Regions from separate parts of the Homo sapiens genome. Here region 2 is linked to region 1. A link is an interaction called in ENCODE POLR2A ChIA-PET data of the cell type or tissue named here. Cell type or tissue: PC-9. All regions are shown on one strand. Each heading gives the region's core, and the rest is flanking DNA. Links, peaks and the distances in the headings are about the cores only. Region 1 overlaps RABGAP1L-DT (RABGAP1L divergent transcript). Region 2 overlaps RC3H1 (ring finger and CCCH-type domains 1).

Evidence for each region. ChIA-PET counts read pairs that join two places held together with the same protein. Peaks named below come from ENCODE experiments on the same cell type or tissue, not always from the same donor. Only the 100,000 strongest peaks of a DNase experiment are listed, where the experiment ranks them.
Region 2: POLR2A ChIA-PET joins it to region 1 with 12 read pairs; 3 of 35 experiments call an interaction of 5 or more read pairs at or near these places.

The regions. Positions count from the first base shown.
Region 1 is chr1:174,151,541-174,156,924 of GRCh38, forward strand. It overlaps RABGAP1L-DT (RABGAP1L divergent transcript), which reads right to left. Exons shown (of 4, transcript NR_121197.1): 3 at 4,087-4,157. Among named protein-coding and RNA genes, the nearest start is that of RABGAP1L-DT, 5.1 kb to the right of the region's middle. RefSeq lists an enhancer at 2,216-2,325. In PC-9, for the core only: no CTCF peak of the experiment used is centred there; a DNase peak (open chromatin) is centred at 2,221.
Region 2 is chr1:173,995,681-174,001,064 of GRCh38, forward strand. The region is part of intron 1 of RC3H1 (ring finger and CCCH-type domains 1); the gene reads right to left. Among named protein-coding and RNA genes, the nearest start is that of RC3H1, 24 kb to the right of the region's middle. In PC-9, for the core only: no CTCF peak of the experiment used is centred there; a DNase peak (open chromatin) is centred at 2,281; H3K27ac peaks cover 931 bases.

The DNA of each region.
Region 1 (5,384 bases), core at 178-5,177:
TAAATTTGGGGTTCTTTTACTAAGATGGAAGGAGAAAATGGATGATGAGGCAAGCAGCTAGGAGTCTCTGGCATACACACTTAAATATATTTCTTTTAATAAGATGGTTAGGTCTGACATTAATTACTAATAAGTTTGAATTATTGGTAAAGATATTTAATTGTACTGTAGATTCAGTGTTCTTTAAATGCTTGCTTTCTCTATGTAGAGAACACTTCTGTCACTTGCAACCAAAGAAAGACTAACTCATGGTCAGTAATCAGGGATTTGTTCTATTATTTAAGCTCTCTGTTTCACTAAGAGAAGCATCTCAGCAAATTCTAACACAAATTTGTAAATATATTCATTCAATCATTCATACAATAAACATACTGAATGCCTAGGTACTAGGAAAAAAAAACCCATAATTTTTGAATTCAAAGTGTTCAGTCTGGTAGAAAAAGATGGTGATAAAAAATTTTAAATGTATGAAAGTGTTATAGGTGCAGTAAAAATATATGTATCTGGTGTTGTGGGGTACAGTAGAGCAAGATATCAATTCTACAAAAATGAGATTAAAGGGTATGCATCCAAAGTAAGGCATACATTGATGGTGGAATTCAATTAAAAATGATTACATAATTTAAAATACATCAAAAGGTACAGAGAATAACACAATGGCTATCAATTTATGCACCATCTGCCTATGAAACAAGATATTTTGAATATAATTACAAGATACAATTCTGATTTTCATATGCAGTTTGAAATTATTAGCAGTTTGAAATTATTAGTAATGATGTATGTAGGTGTGTCAAAAACTAAAAATCTTCCACGAAGAGGTTGTTATTGTCACCGTCACCAAATCAGAGAATTAAATAGTAAGAATTTTCCTGAAATTGAAAGTGTTAGACAAAGTTTTAGGAATATTTTAATATATTCTAAAGCAATGGCATTTGTCATTTTATAATTCTCATTTACTTTTGTATTAGAGAGTCTCTTAGAATTAGACATAATCTTTTTTCAAATTTGCAGCTTATTTTTTATGTGGCAAAGGGAAAAGGACTAAAAAAATGTCTTGGAGGGAGGGGTAGGGTGTGGTGGAGAGGGCGTGAACTTCCCTTGACTCAGAAGAGGAAAGTGGTAATTTTCCTCCCTTTACCATGAAAGTATTTGTAATTTTTGAAGTAGCTTTTTCTACAAAACATATGTATTTAAGGAATATTTCTTATATATTCAAAACCTGCAATTTAGTAGGCCTATGGTAAGTACTTCAAAGGAACTTGGAGTTTACTGCCAAAGCTCTGTTTGGAAACGCTTGTGCAGGGAAAGCATCAGGAAGGAAGATACCACATCTGTAGAAAAGCAGCCTCCCTCTTTGTATAGTTTCTTTACATTATTAAAAAATTAACATAATTCAGACTAATATGGCTAGCTGGGCTGACAAGGAAAGACTCCCTACCTTTACAAAAATATACAAATGTGGGATAATAACTTTAAAAATTGAAAAAATGTATTTTGTCAAGCTTGAAAGCAAGAAAGGGAAATCAGCTAGGTATGGTGGCTGCAATCCTAGCACTTTGGGAGGCTGAGGCAGAAGGCTCACTTGAGCCCAGAAGTTTAAGACCAGCCTGGGCAACATAGAGATGTCCCATTTCTATCAAAAATAAAAAAAAAAAATCCAGGCATGGCAGCGTTCACCTGAGGTCCCAGCTACTCGGGAGGCTGAGGTGAAAGGATCACTTGAGCCCAGGGGATTGAAGCTGCAGTGAGCTGTGATCATGCCACTTCCACTGTGGCCTGGGCGACACAGTAAAACCCTGTCTCAAAGAAATTTTTTTTTTAGCCATCGAAACAACAACAATAACAAAAAAAAAAAAAAAGAAAGAAAGAAAAAAGAAAAGGAAATCACTAGCTTTTAGAAAAAGGAAAACAAAAAACCAGAGCATTACAGGAAGCTGAAGTCAAGTATATACTGAAGCCCAGTGGCTCACATGAGTACTGGAACTTGATACATGTTGTGAGACTCAAAGACTTAGAAGGAATAGATTATTGACAAGTGCAAAAACATGGATGAATCCTGAAATGATTATACTGAGTAAAAAAAGCAACACAAAAAAAGAATACATACTATATGATTCCATTTATAGAAAATTCTAGAAAATGCAAACAAATCTCTAGCAACATCAGTGAGTGCCTGAGGACATGGAGGGGTATGAGTCAGAGTAGGAGGGAGAGATTACAAAGGGGCATGATGGATATGTTTACTCTTGATTGTGGTGATGGTTTCACAGTTGCGTACATATGTCAAAACTTGTCAAATTGTACACTTTAAATATGAATAGCTTATTGTATGTCTGTTATATCTCATGAAGATGTTAAAAAGGACAAACAAAATCAACATCCAAGCAAGTTCAACAGATCCTTCTTCTCACTTATATGTATGCAATTTATTTGCTGAAGAAACTTGGTGGTATGTCCTATAGAGTTTCCCACATTCTGGATTTTATTGATTGCAAAAAGGAATCCTTATCTTTTTTTTTTTTGAGACAGGTATTGCTTTGTCACCCCCTTATGGCTCACTGCAGCCTTGACCTCCCAGGTTCAAGCGGTCTTCCTACCTCAACCTCCCAAGTAGCTGGGACCACAGGTGCGTGCCATCACCCCTGGCTAATTTTTAAATTTTTTGTAGAGATGGGGTCTAGCTATGTTTCCCAGGCTGGTCTCAAACTCCTGGGCTCAAGCAATCCTCCTGCCTCGGTCTCCCAAAACGCTGGGATTACAGGCCTGAGCCACCATGCCTGGTCAAGAATTCTTATCTTTTAGAGCTTTATATGATGAAGTATTTATGGGTGATATCCATGTGAGGGGTGGGGAAGGAGATTGGCCACATATTGATAATTGTTCAAGCTGAATGACTGACTCATGAAGGCTCATTATACTCTTCTCTCTACTTTTTATGTGCTTAAACATTTTTTATAAGAAAAAGTTGAAACAAGTCCTGGGGCCTATCTTAGAGGTACTGAATTTCTTGGGGGTTGAGCATAGAGATATGCATTTTTATAAACTCCCAAGGTGATTTTGTTATACACTACAGAGGATCACTGCCCCACATAAAAGAAAAGGACTCCTATGGTGAGATGAATTTCAGACACCTACCATAATGTATGGGAAAAACCATTTTTGGTAGGTGTCCTTTACATTAAGTATCAAATTCTAAAAGTAGTAGAGGCTGGGCATGGTGGCTCATGCCTGTAATCTCAGCACTTTGGGAGGCCACGGTGGGCAGATCACTTGAGGTCAGGAGTTTGAGACCAGCCTGGCCAACACGGTGAAACCCCGTCTGTACTAAAAATACAAAAATTAGCCAGGTGTGGTGGTGGGCACCTATAATCCCAGCTACTTGGGAGGCTGAGGCAGGAGAGTCACTTGAACCCGGGAGGTGGAGGTTGCAGTGAGCCAAGATCGCACCACTGCACTCCAGCCTGGGTGACAGAGTGAGACCCTGTCTCAAAAAATAAAAAATATAAAAAATAAAAGAAATAAAAGTAGTAGGCTAGCTATTCTTCCTCAAGAGACATTTAGGGCCAGGCGCAGTGGCTCATGCCTTTAATCCCTCCCAGCACTTTGGGAGGCTGAGGCGGGTGGATCACCTGAGGTCAGGAGTTCGAGACCAGACTGGCCAATGTGGCGAAACGCTGTCTCTACTAAAAAAATACAAAAATTAGCTGGGCATGGTGGTGCGTGCCTGTAATCCCAGCTACTCCGGAGGCTAAGGCAGGGGAATTGCTTGAACCCGGGAGGCGGAGGTTGCAGTCAGCCGAGATTGCGCCACTGCACTCCAGCCTGGGCAGCAAGAGTGAAACTCTGTCTCAAAAAAATAAAATAAAACAGGCATTTAGATCTCTGCCTGCCTCTTCTACTGCTGAGGAAATTTTCTGCTCCCTATATACATATTTTATTGTGTTCTTAGTCTTAAATGGGCGATTGCAACACAGGTTTGGTTTATCATATAAGCTCATTATGACTTGTCCAGATTACTCTGAATTTCAGCCCTACATAAAACCGTGAAATAAAAAAGGTTTTCTTCTGTATCTCCAGTTTTACCTGTTACATCTTTCGCTCTCTCGGTGATTTCTCCCTTCCTCCAGTAGCCAGTGCCTCTTTTCCAAATCTTCCTGTTAGTAAAAAAAAAAAAGACTAAAAAATCATGTGATAAACTCATTTATATAAGATTAGTGATTCGAGTCATGAAGTGCTCTTCTTGGGCAAAGTTGATTTAAATAGGGCACAGGATTTAAGTCAAAGTGAAAAAAAAAAAAAGTGTAACGATGGGCTTTCAGGCATCAGGTAGCCCAGTCAGGGAAGGATTTTTTGGTGTGGTCAAATTCCTTTCAAGACCCTGTAAAATCTTGCCAGACAGCTTGTTACCTTTCTATCATTGGAAACGTATCCTTGGAAGAGTCATATAATGCAACTAAAGTTATTTGTTCCATAGTATGCATGGAAAGATTTAGCTTTATCTGTAAGAAATACAAAGCCAAACTCGAACCTTCTTAAAAAGCTGTCAAAATCAGGCCGGGCACGGTGGTTCACGCCTGTAATCCTAGCACTTTGGGAGGCCGAGGCGGGTGGATCACCTGAGGTCAGGAGTTTGAGACCAGCTCGGCCAATATGGTGAAACCCCATCTCTACTAAAAATACAAAAATTAGCTGGGCGTGGTGGTGGGCACCTGTAATCCCAGCTTCTCAGGAGGCTGAGACAGGACAATCGCTTGAACCCGGGAGGCAGGGGTTGTAGTGAACCGAGATTGCGCCACTGCACTCCAGTCTGGGCAACAGAGTGAGACTGTTTAAAAAAAAAAAAAAAAGCTGTGAAAATTTATTGTCTCAGAGGAAGGGGTAGGCTTCAAGCTGGGTTTGAGTGCTTCCATCATGTGTCAGCTTCATCCTCAGGCTGGCTTCCTCATGGTAGCAAAGTGGCTGCAGTAACTATTGGACTCACATCTACCCATCACACTAGCCAGAGTAAGAAAAAGAGCACTTTTCATTTCCCAACAAACACAAGATATGGCCTTCCATGTGACTGGCACCAATTTAGACTCATGTCAGTGCCTATCAGTGAATACTGACAGGTCAAGTGAGAATGGGATTAGGCTGATTATCACAATCACTGTCCACACCTGGAGCGGGAGATGGGCCTAATCAGATCCTTGGCTGTCTTGCAATTGCAGAGGGGTGGAAATATATTCTGGGGAATCAATCAATATAATGCTCACTATAAAATCAATATGATATTCTGTACCATTAGATACCAGTTTAAACTCTTACATTATTGTTCAATGTTTAACTTGTTTCTAATTTTTTTTTTCTTTTTTGTGGAGACAGGGTATTGTTATGTTGCC
Region 2 (5,384 bases), core at 256-5,255, 160 kb before region 1:
CAATGTTCTCCTGTGATATTATTCTCACCAATCACACACAGTCCACTATGATCTCCTTCAAGGCTCAACTAGGAAGAGTAACAACTATATGTCTTTTCTCACTCTTGGGCCCTAAAGCACTCATATGCTGCTACACCAGCATGATGCTTACTTTAAGAAAACCTGATATGTAAAAATATGGAAAACAGATTGATTACAGTGATTGTCCATATTACAGAAAGATAATAAACTTTACCAAGGTATTTATAATAAGATTTAAAAGACCAGAAATCGATGCAATTGAAAAAATTGGGCTGGGTGTGGCGGCTCACGCCTGTAATCCCAGCACTTTGGGAGGTCGAGTTGGGCAAATCACCTGAGGTCAGGAGTTTGAGACCAGCCTGGCCAACATGGTGAAACCCTATCTCTACTAAAATTACAAAAATTAGCCAGGTGTGGTGATGGGCGCCTGTAATCCCAGCTACTCGGGAGGCTGAGGCAGTTGGACTGCTTGAACCCGGGAGGGGGAGGTTGCAGTGAGCCGAAATCACGCCGTTGCACTCTAGATAAACAGAGACATACCAGTGCTATGAAAATGTATGGAAAGAGACTCAAAATACATTAAGTAAAAAAAAAAGCCTTGAAGACCAATATATATGACATCATTTGTGCTGAGGGAAAAGAACCCTTACATATTAGTCTACGTATTAATATATGTAAATGAATGGAAGAAAAAGGTCTGAAAAGACACTCAACAAGCTGTAAGCAGACAGCAAGGTCTTCATGGACTATAGGAATTAATCAACTTGAACAATCAGCCTGTTTTATAGCCTCCTGCCTTGCAGCCTATTTTTGCCTAAACCCTGTGTAGAATGCAGTCACCTAGACAGCTGGAACCAGTTCCTCACAGACCCTGGCCACTCACAGATAAACCTGAGTGAACTTTCCTCGTTACCATGCTAAAGTCTCCATCCTGGGAGAAGCTATAGCTTCACTACCATAGCATGTGACCTACGTCCGGGCATAAAGACTCACTATATGTGCACCACTGGGACCCCTCCTCTACATGCAGTGACATACCCTCTCTTCCCTCTCCATCGCCCCATAAAACCCTCCTCTCACTTTCCCTCAGAGACCCACTGCTTTGGAGAATACTCCCAGTGCTCTCCTTACTTGTGACAAGTAATAAAACTTCCATTGATCAAAATCTGTGTTCTTGTGGAGTCATTTTTTACTTGAAAGGCAAAGGAATTCTGTTTTTTTTTTGGGTAACAAAACTTAACGGCACTGCCAGGCATGGTGGTTCACGCCTGTAACCCCAGCACTCTGGGAGGTGGAGACAGGTGGATCTCTTGAGCCCAGGAGTTTGAGACCAGCCTGAGCAATCAAGTGAGACCCCGTCTCTACAGAAATATAAAAAATTTAGCTGGACATGGGCACCTGTAGTCCCAGCTATATGGGAGGCTGAGGCAAGAGGATTGCCTGAGCCCAGGAGGTCGGAGCTGTAGTGAGTCATGTTTGCTCCACTGCACTCCAGCCTGGGCAACGGAGCGAGACCTGTCTAAAACAAAACAAGACAAAAAAACTTAATGGCAGTTACACAGTTGGGCAACTTACAAAAGTATGTAATCATGAATTACTTATATAAGTACAAATAAATTGAAAGAGTAACACAAAGCTAGAGTACACTTAGAGTACAATTTAAGCTTCTTAAGATAATCACTCTAAAACGATTCAAAACATTTGTCCTAATATTATTAATCTTCTTTTACACATTTAGATAGCCAAATATCAAAACTTATTAGTTCTTTTCAAAATTTAAGAACCTTAAAATAGTTTGTAACTTATCCCTTCAAAGAATTAGCATTCCTTTATTAATTTTGTTTATCACCTCCATCTCTATTAACTTTGTAAAGTAAGGTATGTAGTTGTTAATCTCTTAAATTTTCTAGTAAAATAGTTCTTTGACACAACTATAAACAACTTGATAGAATAAAAATACAAAAATCAGCAATCAGTTCTTCATTAAAAATAAAAGCATTATTTTGACCATAAATACAGGTTTGAGAGACCAAGGGGAAAATAATATTAAACCTTGACTTTTTCTGGGAAATTTGATGATTAATAACAGAAAGTCACTCTTAGATGACCCTATTTCAGGACTTAAAAAATCACAAGGCAAAGATTTTTTTGAGACTCAAAGTGTCAGTTAATTGTAGATCATAGATCTAAGAAGAATTTCCATTTCCTCATTCTTTAAGTATCTTTCTCTAAACGCATTCTTCCAAACATTCTCCAAGCTTCTCAAAGACAGTTTATATACTCTTCAACCACAACATGTATCTAAACCACAAAAGACATGATTTACTAAATACAATAAGCATTCTTTCAGTCAAAAGTAAACATATGAAATAAAATTATTAATATACCAACATCCAGATTTTTTGAACTTCCTCAGAAAAAGGTATGTCAGCAAACTAAAAAAGGGCCACAAAACAAAAACAGCTGTAAATAATTCTACTAATCAAAGCACATGCATTCAAGGCCTGCAGATAAACTGTTGGGGGTCAGGCCAAATCTAGTTCATTAGGAGTATTTCTATTGGAACCTTCCAATTGAAACAGAAGACAAATGATGAGCCCTCTTTATTTCCAAAAAGATTCAAAAGAGTGACACTGCTGCTCAAGTATGAAAGCAATGATTAGTTTCCCCACCAGTTTAAATAAGGACACCTCTCCTACAAAAATGACGAGATTTTACTGTTGATAATTGCTAATACAGAATATACATGATAATTAAATAGCAATCAGTTCAAGGGTCTGACCTAAGACCCAAGTTCAAAAATACCATATAATTTCCCCAATTATATATACACATTTTTACACCACTAAAGAGTGCTCACAGAAAACACTGAAAAGACTGCTTTATTCAGTTATATGCCTTGTTCATGGCATTGACTGAAGCTACAGTACAGAATATCACATCTGACATTTCACTATTAATTTATCCCAATGTCTAAATTCTGGTTAAGAACCACCACTTTCTTAAATCTCTAAACTTTTATCACTAATATTACCATTTGACTTTACTCAGGTTTTTTTTCTTAACAAAGAAATAAAGATCTTATTATCAAAATAAAAAAATTATTTCAGCTAGGTGCTGTGGTTCACGCCTGCAATCTCAGCACTTTTGGGTGGCTGAGGTGGGAGGATCACTTGAGACCAGGAGTTTGAGATCAACCTGGCCAAAAAGGCAAGACCTTGTCTCTATAAGCAAAATAAAAAATGAGCAGAGTGTGGTGGCACGTACTTGTAGTCCCAGCTACTCAGGAGGCTGAGGTGGGAGGTATGCTTGATCCCAGGAGTTCAAGGTTTCAGTGAGCTATGACCACACCACTGCACTGCAGCCTGGGCAACACAGAGAAACCCCATCTCTAAAAAAAAAAACTGTTGGGCGTGGTGGCTCACACCTGTAATCCCAGGACTTTGGGAGGCTGAGGTTGGCAGATCACCTGAGGTCAGGAGTTTGAGACCAGCTTGACCAACATAGAGAAACCCTGTCTCTACTAAAAATACAAAAATTAGCAGGCACATGCCTGTAATCCCAGCTACTCGCGAGGCCAAGGCAGGAGAATCACTTGAACCTGGGAGGCAGAGGTTGCGGTGAGCCGAGATCGTGCCATTGCACTCCAGCCTGGGCAATGAGAGCAAAACTCCACCAAAAAAAAAAAAAAGAGAGAGAGAGAAAGAAAGATATGAATTATAAACAACAAGGCTACTTGCTTGGGTCCACCAGCTAAGTAACTAGTTTGTAGATACCAAACTCCAAGTCTTACAGCTCCCTTAGCTGTTAAATTCAAATGTATGCCTCTGCAAAATAACAAATAACTACATATTGTGAGCATCGATGTTTAAGTATGATTAAAACATTGTCAATGAGCAACTACAGACAAAATTGTGATGACATGATGCATCTGGAAAGACGTAGAACAGCTTTGTTTTCTGAAAATCAATCATGTGTCAGTCACTGTGCTAGGTGTTTTCAGATGTTTCTCTTATTTAAATATCCACAATGTGGACTACCACCAATAACCAACATTTGTGAAGCAAAAACTAGGATATTATACTTTCAGTGCTCTATATACAGTATCTAATTAATGTTCACAGTAACACTGTAATGTAGTTATTATGCCCATTTTAAAGATAAGGAAACCAAAGTACCCAAGTCACAAAGCTAGAAAGTGGCACGACTAAGACTCAAACTCAGGACAGCCAAACTCCCAGGCTGGTACTTTGAAACTCTATAATTTGTGCCACCACACGAATAAAAGTTTATAGTAATTATGGCAAGGGAGCTCTTGGGAGTGACAGAAATGCCTTAAAATTGTATGGTAGTAATGGTTGCACAACTCTGTAAATTTACTAAAAATCATTTGTGTATTTAAAATAAGTGAATTCTATGGTATGTAAATTATACTTCAATAAAGCTGTTAAAATAGTCATTAAGGGCTTTTTAATAGTCTTAGTTTTCAAAAATGTTAAGTAATAATGTAGAAACATAGAAACTATTCGAATCTGTTCTATGAGCACAGCAATAGCCCTATTAAATAGCTAAATTACATTGCTGTGAAGATTTCATTTAAACATATGACACATTTATTACCATCTCCTTTATTATAGGTTCATTTTATATGTTCCTGATTTAGAGAGAGAAAAATGGAAATTAAAATTCAACTATCTACTCTGAGCCAGGCACTCCTCTGAGGCATTACTATGCCCATTTTACAGAAGATAACTTGAGGTTTGGCGGCATTAAGTAACGGCCCCAAATCAATAAACTGTTGAGCTGGGATTAACACCAGGTCTTACATATCTGAAATATAAGTTGGCCTGTGAAAAATGTTTTTATCAAACAAAACCACACTGTCTGTAAGAAGAAAATCTTGGCTCTCTTCCCACTATGCCCGATGAGATGAGATTTTAACTCATTATTCTTGACCTTAACTTAATTTTTCATTTCTCTGGAACATTTCCATAGCAACCAGCATGTAGGGCCACATCAGAGAAGAGAAAATGTTTCACTGCCTTGAAAAATGAAGCTAGAAGCAGGAGATAAAAACACAAAGAAGAAAACTAATGAAGGCCTATTATAACACTTAATTTTTTAATCCTCAGCAGAGCATCAACTAATTTACAGTGGAAATAGAGTCTAAAATTTGAGGCTCAAGGTTTTTCCAGCAATAATATCTTGTGAACAAAGACCCAGTTTTGATTGTAAAAATACATCTTCCCAAAATGTATGGACTGAATTGTAACCCTATATATACAAAATCCTGGATGTAAATAATTTAATATGATTATGTTAGTACAAATGGATAAATACTTGGGACAGGCATAAAGAGAAGG